2 separate regions of the Mus musculus genome follow, and region 2 is linked to region 1. Evidence: chromatin contacts called from ENCODE POLR2A ChIA-PET data. All regions are on one chromosome and are shown on one strand. Each heading gives the region's core, a stretch centred on a gene start or an enhancer-like site at or near the end of the contact. The rest is flanking DNA. Distances are from core to core; before and after follow the strand shown.

What was found. ChIA-PET counts read pairs that join two places held with the same protein, here RNA polymerase II (POLR2A).
Region 2: POLR2A ChIA-PET joins it to region 1 with 10 read pairs in embryonic stem cell. The contact joins the promoter of Cox8a here to the promoter of Fkbp2 in region 1. POLR2A ChIA-PET finds 5 or more read pairs at or near these places in 3 of 5 experiments (Patski and embryonic stem cell).

Annotation. Positions count from the first base shown.
Region 1 is chr19:6,977,155-6,983,385 of GRCm38, reverse strand. Fkbp2 (FK506 binding protein 2) reads left to right here and starts at 2,922. Exons shown (of 6, transcript NM_001166368.2): 1 at 2,922-2,992; 2 at 4,245-4,413; 3 at 4,716-4,828; 4 at 4,950-4,996; 5 at 5,340-5,375; 6 at 5,452-5,649. The coding sequence starts at 4,249. The coding sequence ends at 5,513. It overlaps LOC114841036 (Uncharacterized protein LOC114841036), which reads left to right and starts at 2,946. Exons shown (of 6, transcript NM_001370419.1): 1 at 2,946-4,072; 2 at 4,245-4,413; 3 at 4,716-4,828; 4 at 4,950-4,996; 5 at 5,340-5,375; 6 at 5,452-5,801. The coding sequence starts at 3,136. The coding sequence ends at 3,936. Ppp1r14b (protein phosphatase 1, regulatory inhibitor subunit 14B) reads right to left here. Exons shown (of 4, transcript NM_008889.2): 4 at 6,062-6,231. It overlaps Vegfb (vascular endothelial growth factor B), which reads left to right. Exons shown (of 7, transcript NM_001185164.1): 7 at 519-914. The coding sequence ends at 540.
Region 2 is chr19:7,216,235-7,222,042 of GRCm38, reverse strand. Cox8a (cytochrome c oxidase subunit 8A) reads left to right here and starts at 4,427. Exons shown (of 2, transcript NM_007750.2): 1 at 4,427-4,644. The coding sequence starts at 4,531.

The sequences.
Region 1 (6,231 bases), core at 1,673-4,172:
AGCACAGGCCAATCCCTTCACCACAACTTTTTTTTTTTAAAGATTTATTTATTATATGTAAGTACACTGTAGCTGTCTTCAGACACCCCAGAAGAGGGCATCAGATCTCATTATGGATGGTTGTGAGCCATCATGTGGTTGCTGGGATTTGAACTCTGGACCTTCGGAAGAGCAGTCAGTGCTCTTAACCGCTAAGCCATCTCTCCAGCCCCCTTCGCCACAATTTTTAAAAGAAGTTACTTATTTCATATGCAGGTAAAAACCACTGGCATTTTACCTGTATGTACATCTGTGTGAGGGGGCCAGATCCCTTGGAACTAGGTTATAGGCAGTTGTGAGCTGCCATGTGGGTGCTGGGAACTGAATCTGAGTCATCTGGGAGAGCAGCCAGTGCTCTTAACCACTGAGCCATCTCTCCAGCCCATGTAACAAAAATTTAAAAATAAAAATTAGTAATCTAAAAGAAGAGCTTGGGGTGAAGCTCCAGCCAGCACTGACACCCCTTTTCCACTCCCCAGGTGCCGGAAGCCGCGAAAGTGACAAGCTGCTTTCCAGACTCCACGGGCCCGGCTGCTTTTATGGCCCTGCTTCACAGGGAGAAGAGTGGAGCACAGGCGAACCTCCTCAGTCTGGGAGGTCACTGCCCCAGGACCTGGACCTTTTAGAGAGCTCTCTCGCCATCTTTTATCTCCCAGAGCTGCCATCTAACAATTGTCAAGGAACCTCATGTCTCACCTCAGGGGCCAGGGTACTCTCTCACTTAACCACCCTGGTCAAGTGAGCATCTTCTGGCTGGCTGTCTCCCCTCACTATGAAAACCCCAAACTTCTACCAATAACGGGATTTGGGTTCTGTTATGATAACTGTGACACACACACACACTCACACTCTGATAAAAGAGATGGAAGACACTATGGCTGCTTCTGTCATTGTTTGCTACTCTCCAGGCTGGCCAGCTTGGGCAGGAAAGCGCAACACAGCATCATTTCAGTTTTGCTTCCTATCTTACTGTGCCAGTGTGCCCAACCCCGACAGCAGTTCCCAGGTAAAGCCACAACCACAGATTGTTACAAAAAGTCCTTGCCTCCTGCTCACCACAAGGATTCTGACTACCCTGGCCAGAAATTAAGGAGACCTAGACCATAAGAACTGCTTCCCAGATTCACATGGCAAGAATAGATAATTGCCACCAAACGGAACCCTCTTGGCTCTCAACTAGTGTGAGGTTTTTTTTTTTGTTTTTGTTTTTAATATATATAATAATATATATATATAATAGGAGGTATCACCCACTTTCTCTGTTGAGTATACACTTGCAATATTGTTCCTTGTGGCTGCCCCTTTCATGCCTCAATCCTGCCTTCATATGACTGGAAAGCCTTTTTTTTTTCTTTCTTTTTTTCAAGACAGGGTTTCTCTGTATAGCCCTGGCTGTCCTGGAACTCACTCTGTAGACCAGGCTGGTCTGGATTTTGAACTCAGAAATCCACCTGCCTCTGCCTCCCAAGTGCTGGGATTAAAGGCATGCGCCACTAATGCCCGACTGGAAAGCCTTTTTAAAGAAACACACCCAGAGTCTTCTCCACCTACAATCCCTGGCATCCCAGGATTCATCAGCTGCTGTTTGAGATTCCTAACCTACTTGGTCCAGGCTCAGTGTCTACCCTTCTCCACTGTCCTGGGTAGTGTGGGAAGGCTAGCGAAGCACCAAGGCTTTGGCCTGCTACAGAACATTCAGGGACAGAAGTAACTGAAAGTAGCCGCCCTAATGAAGGGACTGACACTGAGGTCATGATCTTGGTGGTATCAAAGCAGGAGTAGGGTAAACTAAAGAATTCCTCAAGATGATGATCATCACATAATTACTTACCCATCCATGAGAGTCTCACATAGCCTGCATGACCTTAAACTTCCTGGCTTCATACATGTTTGGCAAATATTACTGATTTACTGCATCTTCAGCCCTGATGCTGCTTTTGAACTTTCTCTTTTAAGAAAATGTCTCCTGTATCCTAGGCTGACTCAGAATTCTTCATGTAGCTGGAATGTCCTTGAATTTCTGATCCCTCTATATCTACCTCTAGAGTGTTGACATTACAGTCATGGGACAGCACACCATTTTTTATCATGTTTAAATAACTTTCTCAGCAGTGATATTGGTGATCATGCTCTGGCTCAGTGAAGGTTAGGATTTGAGAGCTAAACATTCAGAACCCACTAAGCTTCATCAGATATGCAGTATGCTTCTCTTGGGGTCAACATCATGATTATCTTCCATTGGTATCTGAATAAATGGTCTTAGCAGGGCAAACGGCCTAAGACGGGTATGAAATCACTAGACTCCATAGCCTAACTCAGGTTTGGCTTCCTCTAAATTTCAGGATCTTTAGGTTAGAGAATGTGTCTCCTGGGCAGTGAATGATAGACCTGGCCCAGGAGACGTTTGTTCACCCACAGATGAGACTTGACACTGTAGACCACAAGATGAAAGGGGTCCGCATAGCTCAGGGCCATGTGGTATGGGTGTCATAGAGCGCACCACCAAAAGAACGAACTTAGTCAAGGTCACGCAGCCAGCCAAGAAATGAAAGAACTAAGATTCAAATCCGGGTTGTCGCTCCGAACCCCTAGCCTCTTCCCACAACAACTACCCAAAGGCGTGCCGGTCAGGAAGTCAGCACGGTGCCTGCTAGAACCCCTCCAGGCGCGTGCAGTCATACTTGCTTGACCATGTCACCTTGGCTGGAACTGCCTTCTGTCTCTCGGACACAACTTTTGCCAAACTAGACCCGGAATCTGAACCCCGGAAGTGACGTTGTCACGCAGTCACTCAGGAGGCAGGGCCAAATGAGAAGCCCCGCCCATAGATGCAGCAGCGGGTTTTGGACGGTCCAATGAGGGCGGGCAGCGTGTCCCGCCCTGTAGCGACGAAGACGCGCCTGCGCAGAAGTGACAGCACGAGCGGGATTGGCTCCGGGGGCGCGGCGAGGAGGTGAGCGGGGGGCCACAGCCCAGGCTGGGGGATCCGGGTGCAGGAGGGCAACCTGGGGCAGGCCGGCCTGAAGCGGGCCGGAGTCCGCGTGCCAGCCAGGGGCAGCAAACGAAGGAATTGGGGCTGGGGTCCGGCCTCTGGCAATGCCGCAGGGGGCGGGCTCTCACGCCGTACGGGGCGGAGCCCTGGGGCTCGGGGCGGGGCGCGGAACAGCGGTGGGAGGGACAACGGAGCCAGTGCGAGTTGAGGGCGGAACCCAGTGGCCCATAGCTGGAGTAGGAGGCGTGGGGGGCGGGGCTTGGGGTTTAGAGGAGGAGCTGGAGCAGGTGGAAAGTGGAGCCTTTGGCTCGGAGACAGAGGGCGTGAGATCCCAGTCGTTGGAGGTGGGACTTCAGTCAGTGAGTGGCGTGGCCCCTCTGCTGGAGACTAGGTCTAACATTGCGGAGGGTGGAGCTGCAGGTCAGGGGGCGGAGCTTCACGCCGTAAAGGGTGGGGCCAAGGAGCCTTGCGCAGAGCTAAGCTTGAGCTATGGCCGGGGGCGTCCACGCGGGGGCGGTCTCCGTGGTGGCCGCGCCTGGGGTCGCGGTAGACCGAGAACTCCCCCTGGAGAGGTGGTGTGGGTGGAGCGAGCTCGGCGCCCTGCTGACTCTGAGCCAGTTTGGGTTCCCCGGAGGCCCCCAAGAGCTCAGAGTTGGGGAGGTGCCCCTGGTGGAGGAGGCACGGGGCCGGACTGGGGGGTGCCCCCGGAGGACCGGGGCTCCTCAGAGCCACCTAGTGGAGATGTGTGGGTGCCTCGGGGCCGAACACCTGCAGCAGCCGCAGATGTGTGGGTGTGCTGGACAGGGGGCAGCTGGGTGTGGCGGGAGTGGGGTCGTCCAGTCGGGACAAATCCGGTGCAATCAGATAGGGTTTGGACTTTGCGTAAAGGGGCTAGCGGGAACTGAAGAACGGAGATGGGGACTGGGAGGGAGAGAAGGTCAGGTAGTGAGCAAAGGGAGGGGGCACTGGCTGCTGTGGCCTCCCCTGACCCCCTCCCCTCGCTGCTGGGGTCCTCGGTCAAGCCCCCTTCTCACTGGACTGGTAAGTGTGGCTACAGAGCCCAGGGGAGGGGGTGGTGACCCAGGACTGTGGGATTCCCCAGAAACAGGCAAGATATAATGGGGAGTTGGCGTCCTCCTGATACAGACTGAAGACGTCCCATGACTCCACCCCCCAGTTTTTTGGTTGGGGGTGGGGTGGCCTTTGCCTACAGAGACATGAGGCTGAGCTGGATCCTGACAATACTGTCCATTTGCCTGAGTGCCCTGGCAGCAGCCACGGGGGCCGAAGGCAAACGGAAGCTGCAGATTGGAGTGAAGAAACGTGTGGACCACTGTCCTATCAAGTCTAGAAAGGGAGATGTCTTACACATGCACTACACGGTAAGTGTCAGAGTGGAGCAGCCTCTGGGGCTTTGGCAGGTTTCAGGACCTGAAAGGACTTTGGCATCTGTTTTTTCTCAGCTAGGTAGATAACCTCAAACACATCTATCCCCCTTTGACCTCTAAGCTCCTTCCCACGATTCTATCTTGCTTTTCAGTTTACTCAGCTAGATATCAGCATCCAAATTAACACACATGAGCTACCCAAGGCATTGGCCCTGGGGCTGTGGTGGGGAGACTAGCTGGGTGGAAGGGTTGTGGACTTGTCACCTCTCCTTACTAGTTTTCCCATGGTCTCACAGGGAAAGCTAGAAGATGGGACGGAGTTTGACAGCAGCCTACCACAGAACCAGCCCTTTGTTTTCTCCCTTGGCACTGGCCAGGTTATCAAGGGCTGGGACCAGGGGCTGCTGGGGTAAGTCTGGTCTGGGGTACATGTTGTAGTGAGTGATCCAGCAAGCGAGCTGTGGGAGGAAGGCCCAGCTGTGGGACAGGGGTCTGGGCGCTTCATGTGCTAAGCATGTGTCATCCTGCAGGATGTGTGAAGGGGAAAAGCGGAAGTTGGTGATCCCATCCGAGCTGGGTAAGAGGCCCTTGGGGTTGGGAGGTAATGGGGAGAGGGCTTAGATGTGCCTAAGGATGAATTAAAGTTTCACTGGTCCCCACTCCATTTAGTCATGGCAGCATATACGCCACTTTCAAGTCTGGCTTGTGTTCAGCAGCCAGGATTGAGGAAAGCTCGCGCTAGCTGAGCTGGTGACAACTGCAGAGCAGTAGAGAGTGACAATTGTAGATCGCTCAGTGCCAGACTTTTGGTGTTCTCACCCTCTCCTGTCACCCCTGCAAACCCCCCCCCCCCCATCCTTTATGTGGGCTAGAAGGGAGCCTGGCCACAACTTAACTCTTTGTCTTTGTGCTTTTGACAGGGTATGGAGAGCGGGGAGCCCCCCCAAAGATCCCAGGTAATACCCTTACCACCCTCAGCCCGTCACTCTCCCAGCGTCCCAGGTCCCAGTCTGATGGCACTTCTCTCTCCAGGTGGAGCAACCCTGGTGTTTGAGGTGGAGCTGCTCAAGATTGAGAGACGCTCAGAACTGTAGCAGGCTGCAGAGGGCTAGGAGGCCCCCCCGTCAGGGACCAGAACTGTAGCAGGCTGCAGAGGGCTAGGAGGCCCCCATCAGGGACCAGACTGTTTAAAAACAAAAACAAACAAAAAAACCTTTAAAACCCCCAAGAGTGAGTCTGTATTTCTTTGTGGATCCTAAGGAACTTAGATTAGTACCTTAGCATCAGTGTTAGGGCAGGGCACTGGTGTAACGTGAATGGGTTGGTCCCCAAGTTGAACCCCCAGCATGGGGGAAGGGAAAATAAAACCAGCTTCAATCTCATATCATATCTTCCCTGATAATTGCAGAGCGTTGAGGTTTAGCCTCAACAGCCTAGAGACCTTACCCAGTGCGGATAAAAACTCTGAAGACTGTAGGTAGCAACACTGCTCCCCAGCTGCTTGGAATAGCAATCTGGGAGTCAGCCTGAGTTATCACCATGGCTACATGGGCTCCAAGAAGGCCCAGGATCACCTGGGGAGTAGACGAGCTGGTGACAATTGTAGAGCAGTGTGTCCCCCGTAAAAGACCAGCCAAGCCTGTTAGCTGCTCCAAAGGCTGTATCCTAGCTTTATTTTTAAAGGGCCTGCGCCGCAGAGTCAATATAAAAACACAAAAAGTCCCGTCAGTTTAATAACAATAAAAAACCCCAAAAGTGGAAAACTGAGGGCAAGGGAAATGACCCCTAGGCAGGGGCACGGGGATCCCTGCT
Region 2 (5,808 bases), core at 3,178-5,677, 240 kb before region 1:
TTAGAGCTTTATTATAGAAATACAGGGGAAAGAGAGAAAGGGGGTGGGGGAGGCTAGAGAGAAAGAGTAAGAGGGAGAGAGGAAAGGAGAGGAGAAGACAGGAGAGAGAAGACAAAAAGGGGAGAGAGAGGGTGAGAGTGAGGGGTAAGAAGGGGAGAGCAGTGAGAAGAGAGTGAGGTGGGGCTGAACAGCCCTTTTTATGGTCTTCACTGTTGCTAGGTAACTGGGGAGGAGTTTAGCCTGAAGGTCAGAAGCTTGGGCCTTTGCCTACGTGACTACTGACCATGCTTCTCTTGTGGGGGTTGTGGGGGGCGGTAACTTAGGCAGGGGCCAGAGTTCCAGGAACATGAGGGAACACCTACCGTCTCCTTTAGGTGAATTATCACCACCGGGGTTCAGACCTCAGCTCAACTGGAGATCAACCTGCAATTCCCCACAGCTGGGAGCACTGAGGGGCCTTCTGGGAGAGATTAGGTGGCAGGCTCTTTAGGCGAAGGCCTGTTCCATTGCTCCCCATGGCAGATCCCCATGAAAAGAGACAGTCCAACCGGGTGTGGTGGCGTACACCTTTAATCCCAGCACTTTCGAGGCAGGCAGATTGAGGCCAGCCTGGTCTACAGAGTGAGTTCCAGGACAGCCAGGGCGATACAGAAAACCCTGTCTCAAAAAAAAACAAACACAAAACAAAACAAACAACAACACCCCCCCCCCAAAAAAAAGAGACAGTCCATGGTTTGAAGGCATTTATTGTCATTTATGGCAGAGAGTGGTGAAGAGTAGAACTGTACCCCACTTTTTCAGGGTGAGCCTGAAGTTAAACACCTTTTGCAGGGAGGAGTGTCTGGAAAGGGGAGTTTATTGGCTAAGCCCTTCATACCTTTAGGTACTTCATTAAAATGGAGATCTGTCTTGAGGCTATGTGACCACAGGTCACATCCTCTACCTATGGAAGGTCATAGGGTGTTGCCCTTACGTGACTGATGGCCACAAACCTATGGAGAGCTGTGGCCTTGTGCCAGGAGCCTGGTGTCCAGGAGAGTGGCAAAATGCCTACCGTCTCTGCAGTGTCACTGGGTTTTAAGCCTGTGCTTGACCAGAAACCAGGCTGCCTTTCATGGTTCTGCAAGAATGGTCCCCAGAGGCTCAAGTTTGAATGCTTGGTCCCCAGTTGATGGTGCCCTTTGGATATGTTTAGGAGGTGTGGCCTTGTTGGAAGAATTGTGTCATAGGAGACAGGCTCTGAACTTTGAAAGCTAGGCACCATCATTCCCACTTCTGCCTTTTTTCTTTGTGTTTGAGATCAAAATAAGCTCTCAACTTCTTGCTCCAGCCACCATACCTGCTACCTACTGCCTCCACTCTAGCTTCATGGCCTTTAGCCCTCAGGAACAGTAAGCCCAAACAAACTGCATCTTAACTTGCCTTGGTCATGGTGTTTCATCACAAGAAAAGTAGTCACTACAGAGAGATCTCTATAGCTGGACATGGTTCATGCCTGTAATCCCAGTGCTCAGGGAGGCTGAAGCACACTATTCAGGGCTATAAGAGTGAGACCCTGTTTGGTTTGGTTTGGTTTGGTTTTTTGAGACAGGGTTTCTCTGTGTAGCTCTGGCTGTCCTAGAACTCACTCTGTAGACCAGGCTGGCCTCGAACTCAGAAATCTGCCTGCCTCTGCCTCCCAAGTACTGGGATTAAAGGTGTGTGCCACCACTGCTCATCGGAGACCCTGTAATATACAAAAACAACAACAACCAATAATGACAAAGCCTGCAGAGTAATTATTATAAATATGATGTCAGCTGAGTCCACATAGCAAATATCGGACCAGCCAGGTCCATATAGTAAGATTTTTGGGGGCTGGTGAGATGGCTCAGTGGGTAAGAGCACCTGACTGCTCTTCCGAAGGTCCGAAGTTCAAATCCCAGCAACCACATGGTGGCTCACAACCACCCATAATGAGATCTGATGCCGCCTTCTGGAGTGTCTGAAGACAGCTACAGTGTACTTACATATAATAAATAAATCTTTTAAAAAACAAAAAAAAACCCCAGATTTTTGTCTCAAAATTTTCAAAAAAGTGTGAGGGATACCCATACAAAATCCCTACTTCATTAGAAACTTGATACATAGTTAAGGATGACATATAGTCTCTGGACTCCACCTCTTAAATGCTAGAATTACAGTTGTGGGCTACCAAGTCAGGTTTATATAGTGCTGGAGAATAGGACCCTTTTTGTGCATGCGAGGCAATCACTTTATTCCCAGCTACTTGTCTTCAATCAATGGTAAAATGATAAGTATACTTAAGATTACTATCAGTATTATTTGAGGCAGCATCTTACTATGTAGCCCTGGCTGGTTTAGAACTTGCTATTTGAGGGGCTGGTGAGATGGCTCAGTGGGTAAGAGCACCCAACTGCTCTTCCAAAGGTCTGAAGTTCAAATCCCAGCAACCACATGGTGGCTCACAACCATCTGTAACAAGATCTGACTCCCTCTTCTGGAGTGTCTGAAGACAGCTACAGTGTACTTATATAATAAATATATAAATCTTAAAAAAAAAAAAAAAAAAAAAAAAAACTGGGCTGGTGAGATGGCTCAGTGGGTAAGAGCACCCGACTGCTCTTCCGAAGGTCCAGAGTTCAAATCCCAGCAACCACATGGTGGCTCACAACCACCCGTAAGGAGATCTGACTCCCTCTTCTGGAGTGTCTGAAGACAGCTACAATGTACTTACATATAATAAATAAATAAATCTTAAAAAAAAAAAAAAAAAAAAAACTTTAAAAAAAGAAGATTTACCAGGCTGGCCTCAAACTCAGACACTCCAGAAGAGGGAGTCAGATCTCGTTACAGATGGTTGTGAGCCACCACGTGGTTGCTGGGATTTGAACTCCGGACCTTCGGAAGAGCAGTTGGGTGCTCTTACCCACTGAGCCATCTCACCAGCCCCAATAAATCTTTTTAAAAAAGAAAGAAAAGGTGTTCTAGGTAGAATGTAAAGAGTAAAAAGTCCAAAATCTGGAAGGGTGGAGAAGAGACCTAGGAGCAAGGACAAAAAACAAGCGATATTGAGAAGTCAGACAGAAGGGCAATATCCAAGATCCGGGCCTTGTCTAGAAAGCAATGGGGAGGGCTGGCAAGATGGCTCAGTGGATAAGAGCACTTACTGCTCTTCCGAAGGTCCTGAGTTCAAATCCCATTGGAGGCCCTCTTCTGGTGCATCTGAAGTCAGCTACAGTGTACTTATGTATTAATAATAAATAAATCTTTGTGCCAGAGCAAGCAGGGACTGAGTTTACAGGAGCGAGCAGAGCTGACCGGAGCAAGCAGAGGTCTTAAAAATTCAGATCCCAACAGTGACATGAAGACTCACAACCATCTGTATAGACACAGTGTAATCACATACATAAATATTTTTTTAAAGAAAGCAATGGGGAACCACTTGATCAGGTATTTGTCTAGTAAAACAAGAAGGAAGGAGAGAGGAGAAAGGAACAGAAAGAATAAAGGCAGAAGGGAGACAGGGGATAAAGAAGAGAAAGAAGAGAGGCAACAAGGCATGGAACATAGGAATAGAAGCAGAAAAGTTCAAGGTCATTCTCATCTACACGGTTTTAGGACAGCCTGGGCTACTGGAGACCTTAAAAAACCAAAACTGGCCGGGCGTGGTGGCGCATGCCTTTAATCCCAGCACTCGGGAGGCAGAGGCAGGCGGATTTCTGAGTTCAAGGACAGCCTAGTCTACAGAGTGAGTTCCAGGACAGCCAGGGCTACAGAGAGAAACCCTGTCTCGAAAAACAGAGAACAAAACAAAACAAAACAAAACTGTCCTAACACACACAAAAGGAGGAAAGCAGAAGTTGAGAACAGTTACCAGTTATGTGGAAACGGGTTTCTGAGAGGATAACAGTAAATGACAGGAGTCTCGGGGCTGGAGAGAGAGCTCAGCGCTTAGAAGCACTCGCTGCTCTTGCAGAGGTCCAGTTCAGTTCAGTTCCCAGCATCCACAAGATTACTCACTATTGCCTGAACTCCAGTTCCAGAGGATCCAACACCCTCTTTTGGCCTCTCTGCGTTCTGCATACACAGATGAACATGCTGACAAAACACTCATAAAGTAAAACTATGTTTTTAAAACTAGAGGCTTACTGGTGGCGAGCTGGAGTCACTAGTACAGTGCTGGCAGAGAGAGGATCCTAGTTAAATGAATGGAGGGAGGAGCCAAGGAGTCAATAGACTTGTAGCTTGTGTGATTGGGTGGCTATGCGTGTCACTCTCGAAGAAAGTGGAGGTGGGAGCAAAGGTGTCTCATTTCTCCTCCCATCTGTGTAGGATGATGTCGGTTGGTTGTTTCGAGGAGCGCGCCAAAAACAGCCCAGGCGGGCGAGGGGGCTTGTCCCGACGTCATTTCCGAAATACTTCCGGCTCGGGCGTCCGGCAACTTCAGCGCCGGAACTTCCGGCTGGTTCGGCCATCTTGACTCCCTGACCTTGGACTGGTCCTCGTCCGTGGTCGTTCCGCGCCGTCATGTCTGTCCTGACGCCACTGCTGCTGAGGAGCCTGACCGGCTCGGCCCGGCGGCTCATGGTGCCGCGGGCTCAGGTCCACTCGAAGCCGGCGCGGGAGCAGCTCGGGGTCCTGGTGAGCGGGACGGACCGGGAGCGGGGAGGTGGGCGAACTGTGGTAGCCTGCGACATTGGCTTAGGCCTGTCCTCAAGGCATGGATGAGACAGTCGCTCGGCTGCTCCTAAGCCCTAGGTATTTTTCCCAAGTTCCTGGATGTCAGGTCAGCCCGCTAGTTTGTTTACTCTGTTCGGCCTCTCTAAACCCGTCTCTCCTTCCATTCCCCCCCCCCCCCCACCGCAGGGGAGGGCATGCCTGGTAACTGGCAGCGACGTCATGGTTGTTACTGCTACATTTTATTATTAAGGAGGGCTGCAGAGTTCACCAGGTCTACATTCCCAGAGATGTAGGAGCATTTAGATACTAGGACAATTTTTACTTTTAAAACATTAGTTTAAAAACATGAGGCAGGGTCTCTTGTAGCCCAGGCTGACCACATTTGACTTTGAAGCGATAATCTCTTTAGTGCTGGGATAACAGGCCTGTGCCATCACTTGTGGTTTATGTGGTGCTGGGGATCAAGCCCGGGACTTTGTGTTAGGCAAGCACTTTCTTAATACTACACCGCAGCCTAGGCCCCCCCATCCCTCCCTTTTTTGGAGCTCTTCTGTTTTAAGTGACAATGGGTCATGAATCCAGATATCTGGGCATTGAATTAGGGGTAGAACCAAAGCACTGCCACTGAAGAAACAGTGACAACCAAGCCATGCCCTCTCTTACGCCCATTTAGTGGGAGGTTGAGGCATGAAAACAGAGCTCGGGAATTCAGGCCAGCTTGGGCAACATACTGAGACTCTGTCTCAAAAACAAGAGTCTGGGGGCTGGAAAGATGGCGTTTGGTGCATAGCCTCATGAAGACTGGTTCAGGTTCCAGCACCCATATAACAAGCTTGTAACTCCAGCTCCAACGCATCTGACATCCCGTCCTGACCTTGGGTAAGCATGCAAACACATACCTGTGCTCACACACATGCATCATACAAATATAGATAAAACACATCTTTAAAAGATACAAAACCCCAGCAGGGCAGTGTGGCACACGCCTATAATCCAGCACTTATGCTATAGAAGCTGTGGATCTCTGAGTTCAAGGCCAGCCTGGTCTACTGAGTGAGTTCCAGGACAGCCAGGGCTACACAGAGAAACCCTGTCTCTGTGTAGACAACAAACAACAAAAACAAA